2 separate regions of the Homo sapiens genome follow, and region 2 is linked to region 1. A link is a contact called in ENCODE Hi-C or POLR2A ChIA-PET data. All regions are on one chromosome and are shown on one strand. Each heading gives the region's core, a stretch centred on a gene start or an enhancer-like site at or near the end of the contact. The rest is flanking DNA. Distances are from core to core; before and after follow the strand shown.

The links. A loop is a pair of places that touch in the nucleus more often than their neighbours do. ChIA-PET counts read pairs that join two places held with the same protein, here RNA polymerase II (POLR2A). Pooled maps may share reads with other maps.
Region 2: a loop to region 1 is called in a pooled map, with 3 times the contacts of the local background. The contact joins two enhancer-like sites. A Hi-C loop is called at or near these places in 2 of 50 pooled maps. POLR2A ChIA-PET finds 5 or more read pairs at or near these places in 3 of 52 experiments (HEK293, OCI-LY7 and activated CD8-positive, alpha-beta memory T cell).

The regions. Positions count from the first base shown.
Region 1 is chr2:25,206,941-25,213,905 of GRCh38, reverse strand. It overlaps LINC01381 (long intergenic non-protein coding RNA 1381), which reads right to left. Exons shown (of 2, transcript NR_132378.1): 2 at 4,704-4,932. Among named protein-coding and RNA genes, the nearest start is that of LINC01381, 6.1 kb to the right of the region's middle. Within about 2 kb of position 3,510, at least 6 of the 41 ENCODE cell types and tissues checked have a DNase peak (open chromatin) inside an H3K27ac peak, as active enhancers do.
Region 2 is chr2:25,061,779-25,068,743 of GRCh38, reverse strand. The region is part of intron 1 of EFR3B (EFR3 homolog B); the gene reads right to left. Among named protein-coding and RNA genes, the nearest start is that of EFR3B, 23 kb to the right of the region's middle. Within about 2 kb of position 4,568, at least 3 of the 41 ENCODE cell types and tissues checked have a DNase peak (open chromatin) inside an H3K27ac peak, as active enhancers do.

The DNA.
Region 1 (6,965 bases), core at 2,261-4,760:
CTGGTCTCAAACTCCTGACCTGAGGTGATCTGCCTGCCTTCGCCTCCCAAAGTGCTGGGATTACAGGCGTGAGCCACCGCGCCCGGCCTACTTCTTGATTTCTTATATATAGCATACATTATATTATAGATACATGGGTAAATATATATGTGTATATACATATAAATGTATATGTCTATAAATGTAACATTTATATAGAAGGTAAATGTATATACAATGTAGATGTATATATACATGTAGATGTATATAAACATACATATGTAAGTCTGTGTGTATATATACACATATGCATACACACACAAACACATTTAGAGTTTGTTTTGTAAATAAAAATGGATCAAGATGTGCCATTCTTTGTGAGCTGGGGCTTCTGTAGATGTGGCTGGCTGGCATCTCCACCTTCAGAAGGCCTTATGCACTCCTCACTATGGAGCTGGGCTGGGCCCGCTGGACCCCGAGCCATGCCACGGTGCTTCTTGAACTGGAGTCACTCGGGGTGGGGAGGCAGCCTGCCCCACAAAAGCAGCACCCCCTGGACTTAGCCACGCCTCTCTAGTCAGCCCCTCTGGAAGGGCCTCTCAGGCCCTGGGGATCCTAGGCAGAGGACGCTCTAGGCCTGTGGACAAGCCTGGGAAAGAAGCCAATAAAGGAGCAATTTCGAAGTGAGAACGTCCAGAAACGTGCTGATGGCCTAGGTGGGAGGAAGGCCCAGTTGGAGGAGGAGAGGGAGGGCAGTGGCATGGGTTAGGGTCAGGAGATGTGTCAGGCGGAACACAGAATCCTGTCTGGCTGATAAAATGGGGCTTGGCAGAGCTTGGAATAGATAGGGAGGGTTAAGAGCTGCGAGGCGGAAGATGCTTGAGGTGGGATTGATGAGAGGAAAAGGGTCCCAAGAACTGCCATCTGGATTTCTGTATAGCTGAAGGCCATATGCAAAGGTCTGGCTGCGTAGAATGGGCTATCTACATCCAAAGGGCAGAGAGAGGGGCCCCTCAAATGCTGGATGGAGCAGCAGGAGCTGCCTTCATTTCCAGCATGAAATTGGGCTGCTGTCACCATGACAGAAACTTTCTGATCAGCTCGTCCTCCACCCCTTGAACCCCAGCAGTCGAATCATACTGTGCTTGTCATGGTGACATATTACGGGACCAAGTGCGTAACAGAAAGTAAATGGACTCTGAGAGAGTCCAGAAGGATGCCTGGATTGTTCGCAGAATTGAACAGACCTTAGGAACTGGAACTAATACTTGATTCTCTCTCCTCTCTTCTCGCACTGTCTCTCTCTCCTCTCTTGCTCTTGCTCTCTCGTGCTCTCTTCAAGTCTGTCTTGTTTTTGTTTGGCTCTGCTTGGCCTCCTCTGTAAACAGTCTGACTCCAGGTGGGGGAAACTTGCCCCCTGACATCCCTGAATTCACATGCTCCTAGCTTACAGCCTTGGTGGAATTTTCCCCAGAGCCTTCTATCAACTCCAGAGAAGAATTCTGACTGGTCCTGCTCAGTCTGGCACCATCTCATTATTGGGTAGTCTGATTGCCCAGGCTGGAGGGCTATGGCTGAAGGACCAAGGGCAGCCTGTTTCCAGAAGGAAATGGGATGGAAAGGGGCTGGTCAGCACTAAAACAATAGCAACCAGAGGCCGTTACACATGGTTTTCAGGATAAAGTAAAAAAAATCGGCCGGGCACGGTGGCTCACTCCTATAATCCCAGCATTTTGGGAGGCCGAGGTGGGTGGATCACGAGGTCAAGAGATCGAGACCATCCTGGCCAACATGGTGAAACCCCGTCTCTACTAAAAATACAAAAATTAGCTGGGTGTCGTGGCACGCACCTGTAGTCCCAGCTACTTGGGAGGCTGAGGCAGGAGAATCGCTTGAACCCAGGAGGCAGAGGTTGCAGTGAGCCAAGATCGCGTCACTGCACTCCAGCCTGGCAACAGAGTGAGACTCAGTCTAAAAAAAAAAAAAGTCAAGATAGCAGAGGCCCTCCATCAAAGAGCATGCTGTCTAGTTAGGGAGATGAACTTGGAACAACAGAGGGCAACAGAAAGTGCTACTGGTGGCTGTCCTCAGACCACTTTGAGACCACTCAGCTCTTGAAAAAATTAGAGTACAAACATGGTATCCCTACTCTGTAACCAATTAACTCACATTTTTTAGGCCACAGCAGCTGGAGGAATCAACCCTAGGAAGATGGATCCTAATTATGGCAGGAGTGCAGTGTGGCAAAGCAGAAAATGCAGACAGATTGAGTTTAAATCCTAGCCCTCTACCAGCTGTGATAATCAACTCAACCTTTTTAAAGACTCAGCAAATAAAATTGACACAATTAGTAGCCTCCTTCCTAGGCTGTTGTGAGGATTAAGATATGTATATTAGGTGTTCACTAGAGGATATAAACGAGTACTCAATAAATGAGATGTAGCCAGGTGCGGTGGCTCACACCTGTAATCCCAGCACTTTGGGAGGCCAAGGCAAATGGATCAGTTGAGCTCAGGAGTTTGAGATCAGCCTAGGCTACATAGTGAAACCCTGTCTCTACAAAAAGTACAAAAATTAGCTGAGTGTTGTGGCTCGTGCCTGTGGTCCCAAGCTACTTGGGAGGCTGAGGTGGGAGGATCGCTTGAGCCTGGGAGGTTGAGGCTGCAGCGAGCCAAGATTGCACCACCGCACTCCAGCCTGGGAGACAGAGTGAGACTCTGTCTCAAAAAAATAAACAAGTTGCAACCTTATGGTACAGTATTAAGACTTATTACTAACAATGACTCTTGCTGCTGTGGGCGGAAAGCCACCCAGGTGCCGAAGCAAGAGACTGAAGGCACAAACTGTTCCAGTATAATAAAGAAAATAGAATAAGAAAAGTTATACTAGAAATAGGATATAGAGATGATTATATATGGATATTATCAATCATTAGTTTTAGTATTAATCTGTGCTTTACTATTATAACCGAGGAATAACCAGCCAGTACAGTCAGGAGCTGAAGGAACATTGTGAGAAGTGACCAGAAGATAAGAGTGTGAGCCCTCTGTCAGGCCGGACATGGTGGCTCACGCCTGTAATCCCAGCACTTTGGGAGGCCAAGGCAGGCGGATCACGAGGTTAGGAGATCGAGACCATCCTGGCTAACACGGGGAAACCCCATCTCTACTAAAAATACAAAAAATTAGCTGGGTATGGTGGCGGGCGCCTGTAGTCCCAGCTACTCGAGAGGCTGAGGCAGGAGAATGGCATGAACCCGGGAGGCAGAGCTTGCAGTGAGCCGAGATCGCACCACTGCACTCCAGCCTGGACGACAGAGTGACTTCGTCTCAAAAAAAAAAAAAAAAAAAAAAGAGCGTGAGCCCTCTGTCACGCCCGGATAAAGGCCGCTTGTGGGCTTGTGTTCCTGGGAAGGCACCTGTTACTTAGCGGACCATGAAAGGGGGTTTCCCTTTCCTTGGAAGAGTTAGAGAACACCTGCTCCACCAGCCTCTTGTGGGAGGTTGGACATCAGCCAGTCTACCCACAGACATCCGGAGGCTTAAACGTCTCCCTGTGGTGCTGTGCTTCGGTGGTCACACTCGTTCACTTTCATGTTCTGCCTATATACCTGGTTCCCCTCTTAAGTCCTTAGAAGATAGCAGTAGCAGAAATAGTGAAAGTATTAAAGTCTTTGATCTCTGATAAGCACATAGAAAAAAGGCTGATGCATGATGTCCTCCCTCTGCTTCAGCTACCACAAAGGGAAGGGGCCCCCTGTCCGGTGGACACGTGACTTGCTTGACCTTATCAATCACTTGACATGACTCACTCTCCTTATCCTGCCCCCTTGCCTTGTATACAATAAATAGCAGTGCATCCAGACATACGGGGCCACTACCGGACTCTGCACATTGGTGGTAGTGGCCCCCTGGGCCCAGCTGTCTGTCATACTCTCTCTTAGTCTTGTGTCTTATTTTTCTACAATCTCTCGTCTCCGCACATGAAGAGAAAACCAACAAGGCGCCATAGGGCTGGACCATACATGCTGCCACAGTGAAATTGTTGGAATCCCAGCCCCAGCTCCTTCCCTCTTTTCTGAGTGATCCTTGCTTCCCAGATGTCACCCCAAGATGCCTTTCCTGGGCAAAAGTAAGGAATCCCAGCCCTAAAAGGCAGATGGGCAGGATACTTTGAGGACCTACTTTGGGCTGGATGCCTGGCAGCTGGTTTGGCTGCAAGGCCCAGAAGCCCACTAAAGCTGCTGAAGTCAAGGGGGACTTAGAATAACCATGACAGCATTTCATGGAATTCAGTTGTAGGAGGCAGGATGGGCATCAGCGTAAGCAGGGTTTCCCAGGTGGCTGCTCTCTCTGTCTATCCTTCCATCAGGGACTGTGTATGCCCTGCCTCTGCCCTTCTGTTGATCGGGTTCCTTCCCTTGCCCTCGGTCACTGATTTCCAGCTGGCACCCTCATGGCTGACCCCAAAGGTCTCATGTCCCAGCCTTCATAACCTTCCAGTCCTTATACTGGCACCAACTGACTCTGTCTCTGACTTCACACCAAGTTTCTGGGACAGAGACTGTGGTTGCCTGGCTTGGATCAGGGTCACATGGGTTCAATGAGCCGTGACAAGTGATGGTAGAAGTGCACTGTGGCACTGCAGCCTCGACCTCCCAGGCTCAAGTGATCCTCCCACCTCAGCCTCCCAAGCAGCTGGGACCACAGGCACAGGCCACCACGCCTGGCTAATGTTTGTATTTTTTTGTAAAGACGGGGTTTCACCATGTTGCCCAGGCTGGTCTTGAACTCCTGACCATCTACTGACAAGGGATGGCTTCTTTCTTTGACAAGGGAACACTTCTAGCGGTGAACACTTCAGAGCTGGCATCCCAGGCTCTCTCCTCAGCTGCCTGTTCAAATCTGTGCTGGGTTGGTGGGCTGCCTTGTGTTCTAGCTTGGCTGATAATATCTGGAGAAGAAGAAGAAGAAGAAGACGTGTGAACACTTTGAAATCGAAATGTTGGTGTTAGTTTCCTAGGGCTGCTATAACAAAGTACCAGAAACCAGGTGGCTTAAAACACAGAAACTTATTGTCCCACAGTTCCGGAGGCTTAGAAGTACAAAATCAAGGTCACAGCCACTTTCCCTCTGTGTCTGCGTCCTCGTATGGCGTTCTCCTTTTTATGGGTATCCACATTTCCCTCTGTTATTTTTATTTATTTATTTATTTATTTATTTATTTATTTATTTATTTATTTTGAGACAGAGTCTTGCTCTGTCGCCCAGGCTGGAGTGCAGTGGCGCGATCTCGGCTCACTGCAAGCTCCACCTCCTGGGTTCACTCCATTCTCCTGCCTCAGCCTCCCGAGTAGCTGGGACTACAGGCGCCTGCCACCAAGCCCGGCTAATTTTTTGTATTTTTTTTTAGTGGAGACGGGGTTTCACCATGTTAGCCAGGATGGTCTCGATCTCCTGACCTCGTGATCCACCCGCCTCGGCCTCCCAAAGTGCTGGGATTACAGGCGTGAGCCACCGAGCCCCAGACTATTTATTTATTTTTTTGGAGACAAGTTCCCGCTCTGTTGCTCAGGCTGATGTGCAGTGGTGCAATCACGGCTCACTGCAGCCTCCATCTCCCAGGCTCCTCCCCCATCAGACTCCCAATAGCTGAGACTACAGAAGTGAGCCACTATGCTCGGCCCATCTCCCTCTTATATAGACACCAGTTCTATTGGATTACGGCCCACCCCAGTGACCTCATCTTAACCTGATTACATCTGCAAAGACCCTATTTCCAAATAAGGTCACATTCACAGCTACAGGACTTCAATCTATATCTTAGGGATTTACAGTTGAGCCCGGTTATAAGTGTCCACACTGGGTATGGTGGTGTGTATGTATAGTCCAGCTATGTAGGAGGCCAAGGCTGGAGGATCGCTTGAATCCAGGAGTTTGAGACCAGCCTGGGCAACATAGTGAGACCCCCATCTCAAAAAGAAGAAAAAGACTAAAATGTCCGTAAATAAAATGTAGTGGGAATACAGCCATGCTCATTCTATGGATCGTTGTGACAGAGACTATACACAAAGCTTAATATATTTACTATCTAGGCCTTTACAGAAAAAGTGTACCATTCCCTGCCTTAAAGGATGGGGTGGGAGTTCACAGGACAGAGAAGGCCAAGGGCGTCTTAGGCTGAGAGGACAGCAAAGCCAACCACAGCAAAGGTCAGCAGTACAGCTGGTGGACGGTGGTCCTGGAGCTCTGGAAAACAAGGCATCTCAAGAGTTCGAGTTAAAATAGAAAGCATCTTGAGTTGAACACCTTCAGGATCATGGCTTCAGCTTTTCTCCCTGGTGGAGAGGACAGTGTGGGAACTGGAACCCTTTCACACAAGCAGCCCAGGACGTATCTGGAAGGAGAAGAGGCCTGGGAGGAGCCCAGGATGTCTGTGGAGTGACCTCAGCTGGTCCACTGGAGGGAAACCCAAGTCAGGCTGACTGTTTTTCTCTGGGAGAGCCAAGGGAACCCCAGGGGCACTGCGTTATTTGCTCCTTTCCTGTCTGATTGCATTTTCCTCTGGCTGCCCCAGGGAACCTGTTTCTGAGCCTGATGGTCCACTTCCAAAGACCAGGCCTCTTGCAGCGGGAAATGTTTGGGAAGCCCCTTGTGACGTCTCCTCCCTGCCTGGTGGAGAGACTTCCCTTTTTGGTAGTAGCTGGTCTGTGAGTGGTGAGACCACAAAAGATCAAGGGACCCCCCGGAGGGTTCACTTTTTCAGTGTGTTTGTCAGCTGACTGTGCTCAGGGAGGGCCTGGAGGATGTTACCTGAGTTTGGCAAAAAGGACCTCATAGTAACCTTGCTAGGTAGATACGGCAGGGGAAATTATCCCCGCTTGACTGTTGAGAAACTGCAGTTCAAAGAATGTTCGTTGATTTGCTCAAGACGGTATGGCTAGTCCTGGCAAGGCTAGGCGGCATCTCTGCCTTCTGCCATCCTGG
Region 2 (6,965 bases), core at 3,319-5,818, 150 kb after region 1:
GCAGAAGAATGGCATGAACCCGGGAGGTGGAGCTTGCAGTGAGCCGAGATCGCGCCACTGTACTCCAGCCTGGGGGACAGAGCGAGAATCTGTCTCAAAAAAAAAAAAAACATAAAAAAAACAAAAGTGACTCCAGCACAGATCATACGGTGAATCTTTGTTTTATTCATTGCTCAACACCTAATATTCAAATGCTAGCAAACACACAGGCCCTTAAACCCAGTTATCTTATGCTTGTGCCCCAGGATGAGCATAATGAATGAGGCTTGAGAAATCTAACTTAGAAAATGAGGCGTGGAGCCTTCCCGATCTTCCTCAAGCCTGCATTGACTCAGCTTGCAGATGCCTGCTGTCTATGTCTGTCAGCTTCAAATTGTTATTAATGTCTCAGTATTTTTAGGGCTCATCACAGTCTGTTTGATAAAATCTAAGTTTCAGCTCCTCAGTGTGGGGAGTGGAAACAGAGATCAGAGTAGGACACGACTGTCGGCTTCCTCAAAAAAACTAAATAAATAATGGCTCCCCAGCAGCATCTCAGACTTATGGCTCATACACACATCAGCCCTGACCTTACACACCCAGTCCAGGAGAACCAGGGGTGAGAGCACCACAGGAGAAGCATGGATGCTTTTCCTCCCCTTGGCTCAGAAAGCCCATGTCTGGGTATCTGCACCTGCTCGTATGCACAGGGAAGCAGGTAAGAGATGGATCTGGTGCCTTTGTTTGGAAACAGCCTACAATGCTCATCCATAGGGGACTGGAAAGGCCAGGTGCGGTGGCTCACACCTGTAATCCCAGCACTTTGGGGGCCAAGGTGGGTGGATCACTTAAGCCCAGGAGTTTGAGACCAGCCTGAGCAATATGGCGAGATCCCCATCTCTATTTTTTTTTCCAAAAGAAAAAAAAGTTTTAACATTAAAAAAGAAAATAGAGGGCTGGCTAAATAAGGCAGGGAACAGCCATGCAATGCACACTAGGCAGCAGCTGAATTGAATGAAGCAGAGCTCTGAGCACCGCCCCAGACAGCTCTCAAACATACTGTTAATTCAAAAGGAGGCTGTGGCCAGGCAGATCACGAGGTCAGGAGATCGAGACCACCCTGGTTAACACGGTGAACCCCGTCTCTACTAAAAATAAAAAAATTAGCCAGGCGGGGTGGCAGGCGCCTGTAGTCCCAGCTACTTGGGAGGCTCAGGCAGGAGAATTGCTTGAACCCAGGAGGCGGAGGTTGCAGTGAGCCGAGATCATGCCACTGCACTCCAGCCTGGGCAACAGAGTGAGACTCTATCTCAAAAACAAAAAACAAAAAAAAAAAAACAAAAACTAAAAAGGAGGCTGTAGAACACCTATGATATGATTCCATTTGTGTGCACCCTCACAGGCCAAACCAATGGGGTGTGTATGTAAATATGTGCGTGAAATATGCTGTCATGAACAAAGAAAGATCTGTAAAGATACACAGCACAGTGTTAACGCTGGTCACCGAGTAGAGCTGGGTGGGGGTGCCTAGGGATGGAGAGGGTGAGGAGCGACTTAAACTGCACTACCCAATATGGTAGCCACTAGTCACTTGTGGCTACTTAAATTAAATAAAATTTAAAAATTCAGTTCCTCCAGCAAACTAGCCACATTTTATGTGTTCACTAGCCACATGTGGCTAATGGCTACCACACTGGACAGTGGAGACACAGAGCACTGACATCATTGCAGAAGTATTACTCATGTAATTGAAAATAAATGTAATTTTTATTGTTTCTCCCATTTTCTCTTCAGGATAAAACTCCTCACAAAATCTGATGAGCAAAAGTTGTCTTTAAAGATTTGGAATCTTGGAGTTAAAGCACACACGCACACACATGTACACACAGGAACTGTTTTCTAAACTTGTTCGGCTCTGTTCTTGCTGGAATTTTGAACCAAAGGAGCTGATTGAAGATCTAGAAGTCATGTTGTTTATTCACACACACACACAGCATGCAACACAAAATGCATCAAGTGCATTAGACATAGTAGAAGGTGAAAAGAAATAGAATGCACAAGTCCCTGTCCCCTTAGAGTAACAGCATGCAGCCATAATGAAAGGAAGCACAAGTGTCACTGAGGTCAGAGAGCCAGCGTGCTGGGACTTCCTTCAGAGGGTGAAGACATTGTTTTGGTTTAGATGCCTCCCCATGGAGATGAAGTATCAGTAACATGTGGACAAAGACAAGAAAGGAAGGCATTCCAGGCAGGGGGAATAGCATCAGCAAAAGTGTGGGGGTGCCAAGCACAAGGGAATGTTCTGAGAGACATCAGCTGGCCAGACTGTCTGGAGTAGCACTGGTAAAGCTGGAGGTGTCAGGGAGGGGACCGAAGGTGAAAGGCCCTCAAATGCTAGGCCAAGAGGGGAAAGCTGTCATCATGACTAAATAACAGCCACTATCACCTTCTATTGTGCTCTTAGAATGCGTAAGGAATCTACTTCCAGTGGATAAATGGATGGAGCAAGCCCTGACCCTCCCAGGAGGCCACTAAGAATGTCCCTATCCTGGAAGAAGAGCAAGACAAGGCCCTGAACTATAAGTGTCCAGCTGGAAGTGTGACAAACTTGGGGATGTCACACTGGGCTAGTGTGTGACGTGGGGAGGTGGGGGGATATCTGGTCTCCAGCCCGCAGTGAAGTGCTAAGGAGTTATGAAAGGAAGTCAGAAGGAAAGCAGAGGCTTCTGACTAGCATCCACCTGCCCCATAGCCAAGTGGTGACATGTGTGATCAGAGTAGAGGACCAGAGATGAGGTGGGTGGAACACAGGCTACATCTGCTGCTCTCCCTCCCTTCATGCGGGAGGGGTTTCCAAGGAGACATTCAGAGGCAGGAGACAGCAGAGGGTGTCAGGAAGAGCCTCCCAGCACCTGCCCATTCACACTGGGTGAGTGTGTGACACGGGTGGGCTGGGAACAGCCCAGAGCAGAGGCCATCATCACAAAAGGAGACAAGGACCCCAGGGGCACTGAGTCCTGGCAGCTTAGGGGAGGTGAATTTCCAGAAGAAAAATGGCTGAGAGAGGAAGAAGCAGTGAGAACTGAGAAGCAGGTGAAGGCACAGGGCCCAGCCCTCAGGCCTGCACTGGTGACCTTCCCAAGAGGTTGTCAGTGGGGAGGTGACACTGGAATTTCAAATAGTGTGAAGTGAATAATGACTATGAAAGGGGGAAAGGTGCAATCTCAGCTTCAATGACTGCTGGCTCAAGAGCATTGTAAAATATTATATAATCAGCTGAGCATGGTGACTGACACCTGTAATCTCAGCACTTTGGGAGGCCAAGGTGGGAGGATCGCTTGAGCACAGGAGTTTGAGATCATCCTGGGCAACGCAGTGAGAACTCATCTGAACCAAAAAAAAAAAAAAAAAAAAAAAATAGCTGGGTGTGGTGATGCGCACCTGTAGTCCCAGCTGCTCGGGAGGCTGAAGAGGGAGGATCACTTGAGCCAGGGAGTTCGAGGCTGCAGTGAGCTATGACTGTGCCACTGAATTCCTACTGGGGTGACAGAGCGAGACCTTGTCTCAAAATAAATAAATATTATAGGAATCATTTATTTAACAACAATAACAACAGAAGCTGTTGTTGCTTTGTCTCTGAATAGATGGGGGCAGATGTGCTGCCTTGGTGTGCCCCGCCCCCCCCGCCAGGTGGGAACAATTGAGGGATGCAGGCTGCTTCTAACACCAGCAGTGCAGATCCTTGGGAACCAGTGACCCTGGGCTAGGGGTGAACTGCCAAGGTGGTCCTGACACCTGGCTTCAGTTGTGTCCTTAGAATCCAAAATGTGTTTGGTAGCTTTGATGATAAAATTACTGTTAATTTATTGTTGGTATTTTATAACTTGATTGGTATTCACTTTAAAAATGTTATTTATCAGTGTAAGTAATGTATTGGTTACATTTTTGGAAGGAAGTGCTTTGTAAGCCTTTTAAGCTCCAGGAATCCCAATAAATGGAAGCAAAGGGAAAAAAGTTAATGCTTCTGTATTCAGCTTTCTTTAATGTGATCTGGGCTCCTCGTAGGAATTCATTCATCTGAATACCTACTACTTGGCACGTCGAGGCATTCGATTTTTTTAAGTACATGTGGACTCTGGGGGTAAGAAGCATTCCAATAAATAACTCATACTCTCAAAGAGCTTGCATCATAGCGAGTAGAATCTATCACATGAAAACAATAGTGTTAGAAATCAGGATTTGGGCTTTACAACACATTCATGCTTTCCCCTTTCCCAAAATATGCCCAGTTTCCTATTGTGGTCAGCAGGCAGCCTATAAAAAGCAGGGTTACTCACCTTCAGCTTTCTAAATGAACACACAGTATCAAATATAGTAACAGAGGAAGCTTTATTTTTATGGAGCCAAACTGATTGAGATCAAGAGTAAGTGCTTTAAATATACAGACGAACTCACAGATTTAAGATGCAGATTCTGAAAAGCTAAAGATCCAAGATCAATCATTCGAACGCCCAAATATATCATCAGAGAGACTGTTGCAGCATGCACGCAGTGCCAGAACACAAGACAGGCGCCATGCCCAGAGCCTCCGAAACGTAGAGCCAGGGCCAGGGTGGTCACGGTGCCAAAGAGAAATTTCAGAAGCAACACTTTTGAAATGCAAAACAGAATCAGAAGCAAGCACCAGAATTCTGCAAAAATGCAAAACAAGTACTAGGTTGAGCCCTACTAAAAATGCCAAGTAAGCAGCAGGCCAATCAGAGCCAAGACCCACTCTTAATGCAGCAGCTCTACCGCGCATGGGCCTTCTGGGAACACCTGCACGAGGTAGGAAGTCCCTCAAGCAGATTCTGCCCATCTCAAGAAGCCAGGAGCAGATGGAGTGAGAACGCAGCTGGAAAGAGACAGCTCCTGAAAAGCTCTAAATGAGGAGTGGAGAACCCTTCCTCCAATGCAGACCCTCAGGCCCCTGGAGAGGGTGACCCTGTTACTGCCACACTGTCATCAAAAGGATCGGTTGATGGTAAAACATGTATTACAAGCTCTGTAATTAACATCAGCCTCAGCTAACATCTATGAAGCTCTCACAATCGGTTAGGAGGTTTGAATGCATTTTTACTTAATCCTCCCAACAACACTGAGGTGGGGTCTATCGTCTCCATTTTACAGATGAGGAAAATGAGGCTTAGGGCAGTTAAGTAACACTTCCAAAGTCACATTAACTGCTAAATGGGGTAGCTGGATTCAAACCCAGGGCTGTCCGACTACAGGGTCTTCACACTTAACCCCTGGCCTGCAAAGAACACACTGAGATTAATCCATTTCAGTGTGCCATTAGAAAAAATATATACCATTCCTAGCCAGAGAGTATAGGTCCTTATACAGAGATGTCACAAGCCAGCACATTATTAAGGAACAGGTGAATAATAAGGTCATTAAAGCCTCTGTGTACTTAGGAGAATGACATTACTGTGGGCTGTGAGGTCACAAAAGCCCCAAGGAGGAAATGGAAAAATCAATCCTTCGGCCAGGCACAGTGGCTCACGCCTGTAATCCCAGCACTTCGGGAGGCTGAGGCAGGCAGATCACTTGAGGTCAGGAGTTCAAAACCAGCCTGGCCAACATGGTGAAACCCCGTCTCTACTAAAAATACAAAAAAATTAGCCAGGGGTGGTGGGTGGGGCGGGTTGGGGGGCACCTATAATCCCAACTACTCGGGAGGCTGAGGCAGGAGAATCGCTTGAACATGGGAGGCGGAGGTTGCAGTGAGCCGAGGTCGCGCCACTACACGCCAGCCTGGGCGACAGAGCGAGACTTGTCTCAAAAAAAAAAAAGAAAAAGAAAAATCAATCCTTCACACCCAGCCCTGCTCAGCCATGTCTGTGATTGTGCTGAGACAGTGCCGGAGGCCTAGGAGAGTCAGGCTTTGTTTTGTCATTGAAGGTCCCCTGAGAGTCAGCAACGCCAATGGCAGTGCCCAAAAGGCAGGCCTTACACTCAGATGGCCCTGCCGTATGGGCCTCCCCCCACTGCCCTGCCGGCACCATCAGCTTCCCAGCTGCCAATGGGATGGACTTCCCGGGTCAGCTTCCTCTGCTTGCTACTCGGCACGTAAGTTGTCTAGTAGCCTGCGGCCCTGACCAGCAGTTCTCAATGAGCCCTTTCACTGGTGCTAGGCTGCTGGTAAGAGCCCTGGTGCGGGCTGGCACAGGCCCTTGACCGTCCGTCTCCTAGTATACCCACTGCCAGCACTGCAAAACAGCCCTGGGATTGTTTGCACGGATGTTTTCTTCTCTTCCAGGGTTTCCTACTGTTTTACTGCAGTATAATTAACATGCAGTAAGATGCACACATTTAAGCATTCAGTACCTTGAGTTTTGACAACTGCTTTTACACTTGTGTAACCATCACCCAAACAAGAGGTAGGACATTGCTAATCCCCTCACAAAGTCCCCCTTTCCAGTCAACCCACTGGCCCAACTATCTGATTTCTATTATCATAGATTTGTTTTTGCATGTATTCTTACATAATCATTTCTGAAACGTAATTAGAAGAGTCTAGACAGTTATCCACAAGGCCTCTGGTGATGAAGAACACTTTTAATTATATTTACATTCTGCCATTAAAAATACATGCTCACTTCTGAGCATTAAGTTATAGGGAAAAAAATTAAAAATTAAAAATACGCACTCACTACACGAAGTGTAGAAAATACAAAATGTTTTAAAAGAAAATTAAAACCATTGCTTACACTGCCTATAAGGTGGCCCTGCTCCTCAAAGAGCACTAAAAAAAATAAAATAAAGTAAAAATAAATTAAAAGAAAATTTAAATCATCCATGATCCTTCCACCTAGAAATAACCACTGTTAGTGTTCTAGTGGGTTTCTTTCAGGGCCAGTACATCCACAATCACAGGCTGGCTCCCTGGTGTGGCATTAGTTTTTTGTTTTTTTTTTTTAACAAGTAGGCCAGGCAGGGTGGCT